Linked DNA regions of Homo sapiens: all the other regions are linked to region 2. The links are chromatin contacts, found by Hi-C or POLR2A ChIA-PET in ENCODE. All regions are on one chromosome and are shown on one strand. The core of a region is the stretch at or near the end of the contact, and the rest is flanking DNA. Distances in the headings are between cores, read along the strand shown. Region 1 has its middle 110 kb from the start of KLF13. Region 2 overlaps TRPM1 (transient receptor potential cation channel subfamily M member 1). Region 3 overlaps OTUD7A (OTU deubiquitinase 7A). Region 4 overlaps KLF13 (KLF transcription factor 13).

Region 1 (2,701 bases), core at 70-2,569, 420 kb before region 2:
AGAGCAAACCCCAACATAAGGCATGGCAGAGAAGAGGCACCCTGCTGCTCCTCCACATTCCCAGTCACCTGTGAGGGCCTCCAGTGACCAGCATTCCAAGATCCTCTCCCCAGCCAGCAGCCACTACTGGCAGTGACTATGTGGAAGCTCCCAGTGCCCTTGGTGGGTATGAAACTGCTGGGGTCCATCTCTAACCTGGCCCAGTCTTTGCAGGGAAGGATGATAAATGGCCACTTGTCGCGCCCGTGCCCACACTTCATGAAAGTGTCCAGGGGATGGTCAGTCCACCTCAGATCGCCCTGGCAGTCAGGGCTGGCATTCCACACGTCTGGGGGGCAGCCTGAACTTTGAACACCCCACCCTCAGGGGTTACCTAGCTGACCCTGCAGCAGGGATCTAAGCCTGTGAGGATGGCAGCGAGTCCCTGAAGCCTGGTGACCTGAGCTCCGGAGCTCCGAGAGGATGGCTGGCTAGATATTTAGTTCTCTCTCCTATCTGTGGTAATGACTAGCAAAAGGGGGCTGGTCGGGTTCTTTCCAGGAAGGTAACATTGTCACACAGCATAGAGTAAAGGGACCCCACAACCTGCTGGGCAGTGCAGTAGCCCCAGGCCACACCTCTGTGAATGGAGCTTCCTGGTCTGGGACCCCAACTGGGGCGAGCGAGGGGTGAAGTGAGCAGTGCACAGCACATGGCATTCCCACATCCTGCACCCTCCCACCCACCCTTGCCTCACTCATGCCGGGCCCTGGGGGTGGGATGAACTGAGAGCCAGAAGTCCCACGTGAATGCAAAGCACTTCCACCCTGCTCACCTCCTACCACACCAAGTGCTGTGGTAAACACGCTCTCCCAGAGATGGGCCGAGCCACGGGCTGGGCATGGATTCTCACCATCATCTGCATTTAGAGGATACCAGGACACAGAGGGGCTGAGGGGCCCGGCTGCCACATGCACTCACATCCTCGGAGGCGTCACCCTGAGTTCCTCCTACTGGGACCCCAGAAACAAGTCATCCCCTAAGAAACCCCAGAGTCCCAGAGTGGTGCCTAGCTGCCTGGCCCTGTTCAGCTCTCACAGGTCCTGCCTACGATGGTGGAGGTGCTCCCTCCTTCCCTCCCTCCCTCCCTCCCTCCCTTTTTCCCCCGCCCTCCTTTCCTTCCTTATGGGCCAAGTGCATGTGCCTGCTCCACTGGGTGGAGCAGAGTGATCAGGACCCAAATTAAGGGACTCCTGGGGCCCTGCAGACATGACTCCTCCCGGCTCAGTGTTTGCCAAACTTAGACTATGATCCACTAAGGTTTGGACATAAGCTCAGTGGGCGGCGATTCCTAGAAAATAGGAGTGTATCACACGTAGGGTGAGTGTTTCATGAAAATGGCATAAGTTATACACATACATGAATAAATGTACATACATCTGTACATGCATGAATACAGCAACTATGAATGTATACTTTAATTTTCTGTAGAGATGGGGGATGAGTGTAGGGTGAATGTGTCTCGCATAAGGGTGAGTGTTTTTGTGAAATTGGTGCCAGTTTTAGATATCTGTACACGCCTGTGCATACACATGCATGTGGGGGTGCCGTGGAGATTGCATCATCTCCTGTGGGTCACAGCCAAAGACGTCTGAGCAACTCTCTTTTATTCTGTTTACTTCAAGAGAAAGAAAAAGTAACAAGCCAAAAGCCCCTGGGCTTCTCAGGAAACAGGCTGAGGGACACTTTCAGCACAGGATCGGAAGGTCTGGGGGTGGAGACACATCCTTTGCCCGCCACAGACACTGGAGGGCGTGTCGACATTGCCTGCAGATGTCCAGGAAAGAGCTTGGACCCTAGGGGGCGGAAAACCGTGGGTCTGTGACCTTGACAAGCTCTCCAGCCTCCCGGATCACCTTCCTTGTCTTCCTTGTCTTCTTTGTCACCTGTAAAAGATCGAGAGCCTCTTGAGGCCGTTTTGAGATTAAACACACCACCTGCGAAGGGTCCTAAGCATGACCCTAGCGAGACCCTTCTCCTAGTCATTCTCACAACCAAAGGTTTTCAGCTTGAAGAGAAAGCCCGAGCTGTCCCCAGTGTCCCTTACTGTGACAAAGGCCCCTCGGAACAGCCCCGCCCCCACAGCCTACAACACATTGAAAGGACAAAACATAGACAAAACTTAAAAGAAGTAAAAACACACACGTTGCACCCGCCCCGTCCCTTAGCGTGCATAAGATATACACAGGAAGGAAGTGGCCAGGGTGATTCAAGGAGGCTGAGCTGCGACGGCTCAAGGAAAGGAATATTTCTGACAAGTCCGCCTTGACTGTGGTTTTGAACATGATTTCAGCCCTAGTTTTGGCCAGTCCCCCGGCCCCCGCCAGCACTTGTGTCTGCAGTCTAGACACAGCAGCAAAGGGGGACACCCATGCAGGAAGGCGCCCAGTGGGCTGCCCCATGGCCTTGGGGTTGGAACCAGGGCAGGATGAGCAAAAGCTGCTGCGCGCCGGCATTGACGGGGGGCTGTGGCTGGGGCAGGGAGGCGTGGGCTGCTGCCCAATCCACAGGGCTGAGGATGAAGGGGAGCTCCAAGAAGCCTGCTTCCCAGTATTTTCCCAGCTACTGACTCACAAACAAACCTGTTTTTGATTTCTGCTCTTAACCCGCTTCAGGCCCTAGCAGGTCCAGCCCCGTGGAACCAGGGAGCTCCAGACACGTC
Region 2 (2,700 bases), core at 41-2,540:
AAGTGGCTGGGATTACAGGCGCATGCCACCGTGCCCAGCTAATTTATTATTTTTATTTTTTAGTAGAGATGGGGTTTTGCCACGTTGTTCAGACTGGTCTGGAACTCCTGACCTCAGGTGATCCACCTGCCTCTGCCTCCCAAATGCTGGGATTACAGGCGTGAGCCACCGTGCCCAGCCAAGGTTATATATCTTTTAATATTAAATGAAATTATTCTTTGACCTCATCTCATCTGCTTATAATCTCATCTGTTTATTCCAAGAGTACCTTTTTCCCTTTCTATTGTCCCATAGCCCCACCCCCACCCCCTGCCTCAAGTCAGGTGCAGGAAATCCAGTGGTCTGGTGAAGTCCCTACCCACTGCATCAAAATTCAAGAGGGTGAAGTCAATCGTTGCTCTTTGCTTTGATTTGAGCCCCAGCTTTCTGGTTGGAGGATAGAAAACGGAAACTCTGAGGAACTGGAGATATCAGGGAGATAGTGAGAGGGGGAACTTGGAAAAGTAATGCCATAAAGTTATGAACTCCAGAGCTCACCTGCAGACTGTGTCTGTCAGGGGTGGAGGAGTCTGCTCCTTATTCACATACCAAAGGCATTGAATGGGGTGACATGAACAAAAGCAGGTAGAGTAAGGAACTCTGGAATTCTGCCCCACCATAAAAGCAACAACAAAGTTGGCAAAAACTGTCAGAGTCTATATCTTGTGGCACTCTGGAAATTAAGCAATGGCTTATTAAGCAACCTAGGGCATTCTTATTTAAACAAAATGGCTGGATCTTGATAAGAAAAGTGAGCTTTGTGACATTTTAACTTAGCCCTGTCCTATCCTCTGCTCTCCAGTTGAGTAGTCACCTTGAAAACAACAACCTGCATTCCTAGTACCAGTAGGAGCAGAAAGAATCTCATATGCAAAGAATTATAATTACTTGTTTTGTAATTACAGGGCAGCTCCTTGAAAGCCTAGCTGAAAGGTTCGTCTGTATTTCACCTGAGTTGGAACAGGCCCAGTACTAAAGCTTCTAGTTAGAAGGGGTGGAGGAAGGGTTGTCAAAAACATTTACAGGCAAAGGGTTTAGTGCTTGCTCCCTGAGGTGACGGATGACAGCTGGGGCAAACAATAGACTAACCAAAAAACTAGGGAGAAAAACTGATGTCCATAAGAGCTTTGAAAAGCTCTAACACATTCCTGGGAATTTAGAAAGCTATGTGCATGCATAGGGCTGTGTGTATACTCAGGAAGACCTGAGAAGGCTATAAGCTCATTTCTGGCTGACTTGATCTTGAGGCTCTGTGCAAGCAGGAAGTGAAAGCTAAAGCAAAGATGTAAACTGCCTGAGTGTTGAAGATGTGCCCCTATATACACATACAGCTTCTCAGAAAAGACTAGAAGATTTTGTTGTTTTTGTTCCACACATTTAAGGAAATCTCTAAGTATTAACTGACCACTAAGCTAATAAAATACAAACTTCAGTGGCCACACAACATAAAGAATATAGACTTTACAATATTATTTCAGAAAAATCACTAAGCAAACAACAACTACAAAAATCACTAAACAAACAACAAACAACAACTACACTAAACAAACAACAACTACACTAAGCAATAACAACAAGCCTGAGAGGGGAGAGAATCTGATTTCTAGAATTGCCACATTATAATACTCAACATGTCCACTTTTAAATAAAAATGACAAAACATGCAAAGAAATAAGAAACTATGGTCCACACACAGGAAAAAGGACAATCTTAAAAACCATCCCTTAGGAATCCTGGATATTAGATGTTTTAGCAAAGAGTTTAACTCAACTATTTTAGCTATTTTAAATATATTTAAAGACCTAAAGGAAATCATCTCTAAAGAACTAAAGGAAAGTATGAGAAGGATTTTTCACCAAATAAGGGACTATCAATAAAGAGGTGGAAATTATATCAAGTAGTAGACGAGGTCTCAAAAAAAAAGAGGTAGAAATTATATATATTTTTAAAAAAATAGGTCAGGCACAGTGACTCATGCCTGTAATCCCAGAGCTTTGGGAGACCAAGGAGGGAGGATTGCTTGAAGCCAGGAGTTCAAGACCAGCCTGGGCAACAGAGCAAGACACCATCTACATAAAATCATTTTTAAAACTGGACAGGCATGGTGGTGCATATCATGGCAACTGGCAGAGCATGGTGGTGCCGGTAGTCCTAGCTACTTGGGAGGCTGAGGTGGGAGGATTGCTTGAGCCCAGGAATTCAAGGCTGCAGTGAGCTGTGATCTTGCCACTGCATTCCAGCCTGGACAATAGAGCAAGACAGTGTCAAAAAAAAAAAAGAAAAAAAAAAAGAAAAAGAAAGAAATGAAGGAAGGGAAGGAAATTCTGACATTGGAAAGTACAATAACTGAAATGAAAAATTCACTCTAGAGGCCCAATAGCACATTTGAGCAGGTAGATTAAAGAATCAGCAAACTGGAAGATAAATCAGTTAAAAATTACCCAGTCTAAGGAACAGGGGGAGGAAATGAAGAGAAATTGAACAGTCTGAAACCTGTAGAACACCATCCAGCAGAACAACATAGGCATCATGAGAGTTATAGAAAGAGAGAAGGGAAACTGGCAGAAACAATATTTAAAGAAATAATGGCCAAAATTTTACAAATTTAATGAAAGATACGAATCTACATATCCAAGAAGCTCAATGAACTCCAAGTAGGAT
Region 3 (2,761 bases), core at 110-2,609, 470 kb before region 2:
CCTGAGCAGCCGCTGCTCACGAGGAGGACCTGTTTTCATGGCCTCCTGGCCGGAACTGTCCCTGGGCTCTGCAGCCCCAGCCCTCACCACAGGCCGCAGTTGACCCTCTGCAGAAAAGCCTTCCTTTGAGCCCCTCGGTGTCTTCAGTTGTGAGCAGGCATGTCCGTAGAGCCTCTCAGTACCTGGCCCTTCACCCCAGCCAGATCTAGGCCGCAAGGCTGCTGGACCCTTCTAGGTGGACAGGCACTAGCCCCTTCAGGGGTATTCCCACCGTGCACTGGAGCCCTGGGCAGCCCAAGGAGTCCATTCCAGCCCTGCTGTTGAGGGGAGGAGTCCCCAGGAACCCCATGATAGGGAAGTGAGGGTGACTGTCTGGGGTGCCGTCTTAGCTTAGGTGGTTTATCTGAAACAAACAAACCAAAATCACAGTGACTTAACACAGTGGAAATCTAAAAGGAGTGTTCTCAATTGTCAGGCAGCTCTTCAGTGGAGATCTGCTGTCTTCTGCAGGCACCATGGAAGGGGAGTGGGGAGAGACACCCCCATGCCTGAGCACATCACCCAGCACTTCCCACATTGCTTCTGCCCACAGACCATGGATGCCACTAGGTGCCTGTTCCCCCTAAATCCTGGGGCCGGGGTGGCTAAGACATGGAGTGGTGGCTGGGCTGATGTTCTCCAACAGCAATTCTACCCTGGGAAGCGGGTGGACAGCCAGACCCAAAATGTCCAAGTTGCACCCACAGGAACTGCTTCTAACAGATTATTCTTGTTCTAGAACAATATTTCCTGAATTTGCTTGATTTTAAAAGCCACAGGAGATGCTTATTTAAAATGTTGCTTTTTGAGTCCCTTTCCTGGACACTTTGGTTTGGCCCATCCATTCATGGGGGCTTGGAACTCCCAGGAGCTGCACTGCTCTATTCTGGGAAACATTGTGGATGGGGAGAGCCTGTGCCACCCCCTGCCCCATGAGTAAGAAGCGAGGCTAACCCCTTCTCTGTTTGTGTAGTGACTCATAGAACTATGGGACAGGCTGCTGGGCACCACCCAAGGGAGACCTGTCCCTGAGCCAGCCCTGCAGCCCTCCCTGGGTGTGTCTGCCCTGCAGCTCAGATCTGGAAAGGGTGGCCACGTCAAGGCAGAACCCAGCAGGCTGCAGCAAAGCCAGGCCAAGCCACCCCTGACCTCTCAAATCAGAGCACTGCACTTTCCAATCCCAAGCCAGATTAATGAAAAGCCCGGAGCTGGTCATTGGTCAGCAAAGCTGCATTTCCCTTATTGGCAGCTTGGGGAAGCTGGAGAAGAAGAGGTGCGGGGGTGGAGAGGGGAATTATTTGCACCCACTTTTCCTCTTAAGCAACACTGGAGGGCAGCATTGAGTCAGTTTTTCCAATTTCTTACCAAATCAACTATTGGTGTTCAGTCTTCGATTTGATCTATTTCCTTGCCTTTTTGTTCTTGCCATGGCACCCTTGCCATGAACCATGGGCACCAGCAAAGAGGCAAAGCAGCTGGTCCAAGGTGGCTGTGCTTCTCTGCTGTGTGTGACTCCCAGGTGTGGGGCCTGCAGGGGAGCTAAGTGGAGCCCATGGAGGAGGCTGCTGCTTGTTGCGAGGAAAGACTTGGGGAGACCATCTCCCAGTTCCTCCTGCCCTTGTCCCTGACAATGCCCTTGGGAGGAGTCAACCGTGTCACTAGGCACTCCTCTCATCAGGTCCCCCAGCAGCTCAGAAGCTCCTAGAAGATCCCAAACCTGTAGATACCCCCTCCACCCTAGCCCTTCTGGAGTGAGCCAGGATTTCCCACGGGTGGTGAGTTTCACCACAGAAGTTTTGTGATGAGTCAATCCCTCTGAGAAATGACCAGCCAGTGGCTCATCACTGCAATCTCCACCTACATGTGACCTCCTCAAAAGGACCCCCTGACCCCATCCGAAAAAGGCTTCACCATCACTGCCTTCTGCCTGGTGTTTACCCTTCCAGGGCTCATCACCACCTGACATTATGAGATGTTTGTTAACCTGCTTATCTGTCCCCAGCACAGGTGAGCTTCCCACGGGCAGGGGCGGGTGGGTCCATGGGTCCCAGGCACTGATACAGACTTGTGGCACAAAATTACAAACCAGTAGAGGTCAGCAACACCCTTGCTCACCTGACTTGCACATTCGGCCCTTCTCTGGGACGAGACAGGAGAGCTGAGCCCCAGGCCCACCTGCAAGGTGGCCTCCCAAAGTGTGCCTAACCTGCCTAGATCCTTCCTAGAAATAGCAGAGGCAGCAATAGCTTTTTTCCCATTCTGCTGCCCAATGGAGTATCTGCCATTGGACAGACCCAAAGAGAGCCAGGGTCCAGGTGACGCTTCCAACTGCTCTCCACTGTCCGCAATAAATACGAAATTTTAAAAACTAGCAATAGTGGTTTTGGTCTTCATGCTCCTGCTGGCACAGATCTGTGTAGATGTCCACTCGGTGCATTTGTCACCCAGATACCTGGCTTGGGAATTTCCTTGCCATCCTGCCTGGGGACTGCCGGGGCTCCAAGCACGGCTCTGTCTCTTCTGTTCCAGCCGTGATCCCCCTGACGGATTCTGAGCACAAGCTGCTGCCTCTGCACTTTGCAGTGGACCCTGGCAAGGACTGGGAGTGGGGGAAAGACGACAACGATAACGCCCGGCTGGCCCAGTAAGATCCTACTCTGTCCCTTTCCCCAGCGCCCACAGGGAGGGCTATGGCTGGGGCATCCTGGGGAGGGAATGTACC
Region 4 (3,034 bases), core at 228-2,727, 350 kb before region 2:
TACAAACGCATTTGCACACCTACAAAACGGGATATGCTCCTGATTAGTCAATGCAGCAGGAACCTGAAAACAACTCATGTCCTTCCACTGGGGCCTGTCAAATAAATTATGGAACGCACATATAACAGAACACTATCGCAAAGAAGTAGAATGAGTTCTTTACAAACTGATATGGAAAGATCTCCAAGCTGAGTGAGGAAAACAAGGTTGAGGAGAGATGACCAGCAAGGATCTACGTGCGCCTTGGCCTGTATGTGCAGAGAGAGGGTCCCTAGGAAAGTAGGAACAGAGATCACCCAGGGGAACACTGAGCAGATGGAGAACAGGGAAGGTTGACAGAATTTTCCCTGGGGAAACTACTTAAATCTTTTAGATTCTAAAACACACAAATGCATTTCCTATTCAAAAAGTTAAATTCAAAACAAAAAATCCATAGCAAACTAGAAAATGCTAGCCATCAATAATGCCAATTTAAAAATCAGACATTCAACACTCTGGGCACATTACTGGCCCCATTCTGTATTCCCTATTTCAAAGCACAGTTCCTCATATTACCCCAAGAGCTCTCTTAAAATAACAATGGTCGCCCAGGCAGATTCTCCTCAGAATGTGCTGGGCAGTGGCTTCCAGGATGAGAAACTCAAAAATAGCAATAAAGTCCAATCTAGCTTTGTAGGAGATGTTCCCAGGGCAGGGCTCCAGGGCTTTAGAGCCCCTGGGTCACGCTGCAAACTGTCCTATTGGAGAAGGGCCCTCCCTGATAAATTGTTTGATAGGCCCAGCAGTTTAGAACGGGTCAGACCTAAAAGGCTATGGGTGACAAATATTCAGCAAAGGATTTAAACAGAAGCAGTTCCAGAGTTGTAATTCCACGTCAGAAGCCCCCTTCAGGCTCCTGAATACCACACTCCTGCCATAAGACCACTTTGTGACACCACTGTGGGCTGAAAATTAGCCCAGGTGGATGGCAGCTAGGAGAGCCAAGTCCATCCAGCCACTAGGATGCAGATCCCAAGTGCCACTGTAGGGGCTCATGAGGAGTAGGAACCAGGGAATCTGTGGACTACTGGGAAAGGGTTTTCTCTTGCACCAAGAGAAAAGGAAGGAGGGAGGGAGGGAAGAAAGAGGGCAGAGCACGTGGTGGGTAGGGAAAGGGACACAGTATGGAAAGGCCTCTTGGGCCTGCCTCTGGCTGTGACGTCTGGGGTGGGGGGTGGGGGGCACCAGCCTTGACAGTCACAGGGGAGATCTGCAGAATCTCACAGAGAAGTCCAACTGCTTCTTGACACGAACAAGCACCTGCACAGCCAGCCCCAGCTCTGCACCCCAGGTGCCCGTGCTCCCAGCCGGCTCTCTAGGCAACTGAGGGAGGGGCCCCTGTCTGCAGAGCCTTTGGCAACCATCGTGGCCCACTTCCTCTTCCTGTGTCTCCCCTCCCCCAGCCTTCATTTCCTCCCCCTGCCCTCTCCTTCTGTGTCTCCTGGGGGGGACCTTGCCTGCAGGGACCCCACCCTGCTAAGCTCTGCTACAGACACTCAATGGCACAAACAGCTGCATGTACACTCTTTACAGGGGTGCAGCTTTTACTTTTGGCCTGCACTGGGCTCATCTGACTCTACCAACCCGGAAGACAGGAAAGTGTTGATGTGAAACCCTTGTCAGAGGTGAGAAACCAAGTGACCTCACCAAGGTAACACACCCAGAAGGGTGGGCCTGAGGCTAGGCTACACCGGGAAGAAAGACATTCTCACAGCCCCTCCCCAGCATGGAACAGGAACACTGCTGCCCACGTTCACGTTCCAGGAGGAGCAAGCAGGGGCACCCACCCACAGTGCGGCGAGGCTACCCTCTGCACCCAGGGGCCCCTGCTGCCCCCACAGCCAGGCTCTACGAGGCCTATTTCACGGCAGGCTTGCCCAGGCTGGGGGCATGTGGGCCTGAGGACCTGTGGGGGACCTCCACGGTCCCCAGCTCCCCTGCAGCAGGAGGCTGCAGCTGAGGAAGGAGCCAGGCAGTTCCCTGGAAGGGCCCAGCGCTACCAGGCAGCGCACTCAAAACAATGGCACTCAGAAGCCCTGGAGGAGCCTCGGCAGGCTCCTCTTCCAGGCCCAGCACCTGCCACCTGGCCGGCTCCAGGTGCACAGCAGGCTCAGTTTTCTCAGGAAAAATGTGGCAAGGTTTCCAGCAGAATATAACGAAACAATGTATTCTTCAGGGTTGGTTTCACAAAGTAAATACATCCGAATTAAAATGAGCTTGTAATTTGGACGACGGGCCTAAAAAACGCCTTTGGTTTTTGAGGGAGCCGAGACAAAACAACAACAACAACAAATTAGACAACGGTCTGTTTTTTCTGAAACAGGTGAACAGTGCCGGGGCTTCTGCTAGGAACCTCCAGACCCCCAGGGAGGAGCTAGAAAGCCCCCAGACCTCTCCTGCAGCAGCCCAGGCCCATGGAGCCACCAGGGGCTCTCGGTCTTGCCCACTAGGAGCAAGTTACCCCTACCCTTTGGGAAAGCCCTTGTGTTCAAAAACCCTCTTGCAGAGAACAGGTGACCTGGCAGCCCCGGGCCCTGTCCCTCAGCCCTGCCCGCAGGTCTAGTAGCCCCCTACATCCTGCTCAGGCTTGTCGCAGCCTAAGTGCGTTGGAGAGGGCCTGAAACAGAGCCCCACTGCCTGCCATGTGGGGAGACCAGTGCTCTGGGGGGCCACCTCTTCTCAGGAGACAAAGCCCACCCTCTTCCCGGCACAGGCCTGCCCGCTGCATGTCCGTGCCCACACCTTCCTCCCTGTATCCTGCTGGCCCTGTTTCCTAAGCCCTTCCCTGTCCTAACCTAGAACAGGGCCCTAACCTTAAGGCAGCTGACCCCAGGGACACCAGCCGGGAAGAAAAGCAGTGCCACACTCTGCACTATCCCACGGCCAGGCCCCCAGAAGCTTCAAGGTTGGAGTGACCCCCTCTGCAACAGCTCTGTACGGGACTCCAAGACCTGAGGCTACCTAGGTCTGCCTGATGCCAAGGGAGGGCTAGCAA

The links. A loop is a pair of places that touch in the nucleus more often than their neighbours do. ChIA-PET counts read pairs that join two places held with the same protein, here RNA polymerase II (POLR2A). Pooled maps may share reads with other maps.
Region 1: a pooled map shows a loop between it and region 2 (2.3-fold over the local background). The contact joins two enhancer-like sites. A Hi-C loop is called at or near these places in 4 of 37 single-sample maps with no recorded cell type and 3 of 50 pooled maps. POLR2A ChIA-PET finds 5 or more read pairs at or near these places in 2 of 52 experiments (A673 and OCI-LY7).
Region 3: a loop to region 2 is called in a pooled map, with 2.4 times the contacts of the local background. The contact joins two enhancer-like sites. A Hi-C loop is called at or near these places in 2 of 37 single-sample maps with no recorded cell type and 2 of 50 pooled maps.
Region 4: a loop to region 2 is called in a pooled map, with 2.0 times the contacts of the local background. The contact joins two enhancer-like sites. A Hi-C loop is called at or near these places in 1 of 168 maps with a recorded cell type or tissue (B cell), 5 of 37 single-sample maps with no recorded cell type and 4 of 50 pooled maps. POLR2A ChIA-PET finds 5 or more read pairs at or near these places in 1 of 52 experiments (B cell).

The regions. Positions count from the first base shown.
Region 1 is chr15:31,434,594-31,437,294 of GRCh38, reverse strand. It overlaps a transcript of KLF13 not described here. Among named protein-coding and RNA genes, the nearest start is that of KLF13, 110 kb to the right of the region's middle. RefSeq lists an enhancer at 1,928-2,447. Within about 2 kb of position 1,319, at least 34 of the 41 ENCODE cell types and tissues checked have a DNase peak (open chromatin) inside an H3K27ac peak, as active enhancers do; they include OCI-LY7, where a contact is called at or near this core.
Region 2 is chr15:31,012,606-31,015,305 of GRCh38, reverse strand. The region is part of intron 27 of TRPM1 (transient receptor potential cation channel subfamily M member 1); the gene reads left to right. Among named protein-coding and RNA genes, the nearest start is that of TRPM1-AS1, 13 kb to the left of the region's middle. Within about 2 kb of position 1,290, at least 6 of the 41 ENCODE cell types and tissues checked have a DNase peak (open chromatin) inside an H3K27ac peak, as active enhancers do; they include B cell and OCI-LY7, where a contact is called at or near this core.
Region 3 is chr15:31,487,374-31,490,134 of GRCh38, reverse strand. It overlaps OTUD7A (OTU deubiquitinase 7A), which reads left to right. Exons shown (of 13, transcript NM_001382637.1): 11 at 2,569-2,683. Among named protein-coding and RNA genes, the nearest start is that of KLF13, 160 kb to the right of the region's middle. RefSeq lists a silencer at 15-165 and an enhancer at 1-320. Within about 2 kb of position 1,359, at least 18 of the 41 ENCODE cell types and tissues checked have a DNase peak (open chromatin) inside an H3K27ac peak, as active enhancers do.
Region 4 is chr15:31,359,999-31,363,032 of GRCh38, reverse strand. The region is part of intron 1 of KLF13 (KLF transcription factor 13); the gene reads right to left. Among named protein-coding and RNA genes, the nearest start is that of KLF13, 35 kb to the right of the region's middle. Within about 2 kb of position 1,477, at least 26 of the 41 ENCODE cell types and tissues checked have a DNase peak (open chromatin) inside an H3K27ac peak, as active enhancers do; they include B cell, where a contact is called at or near this core.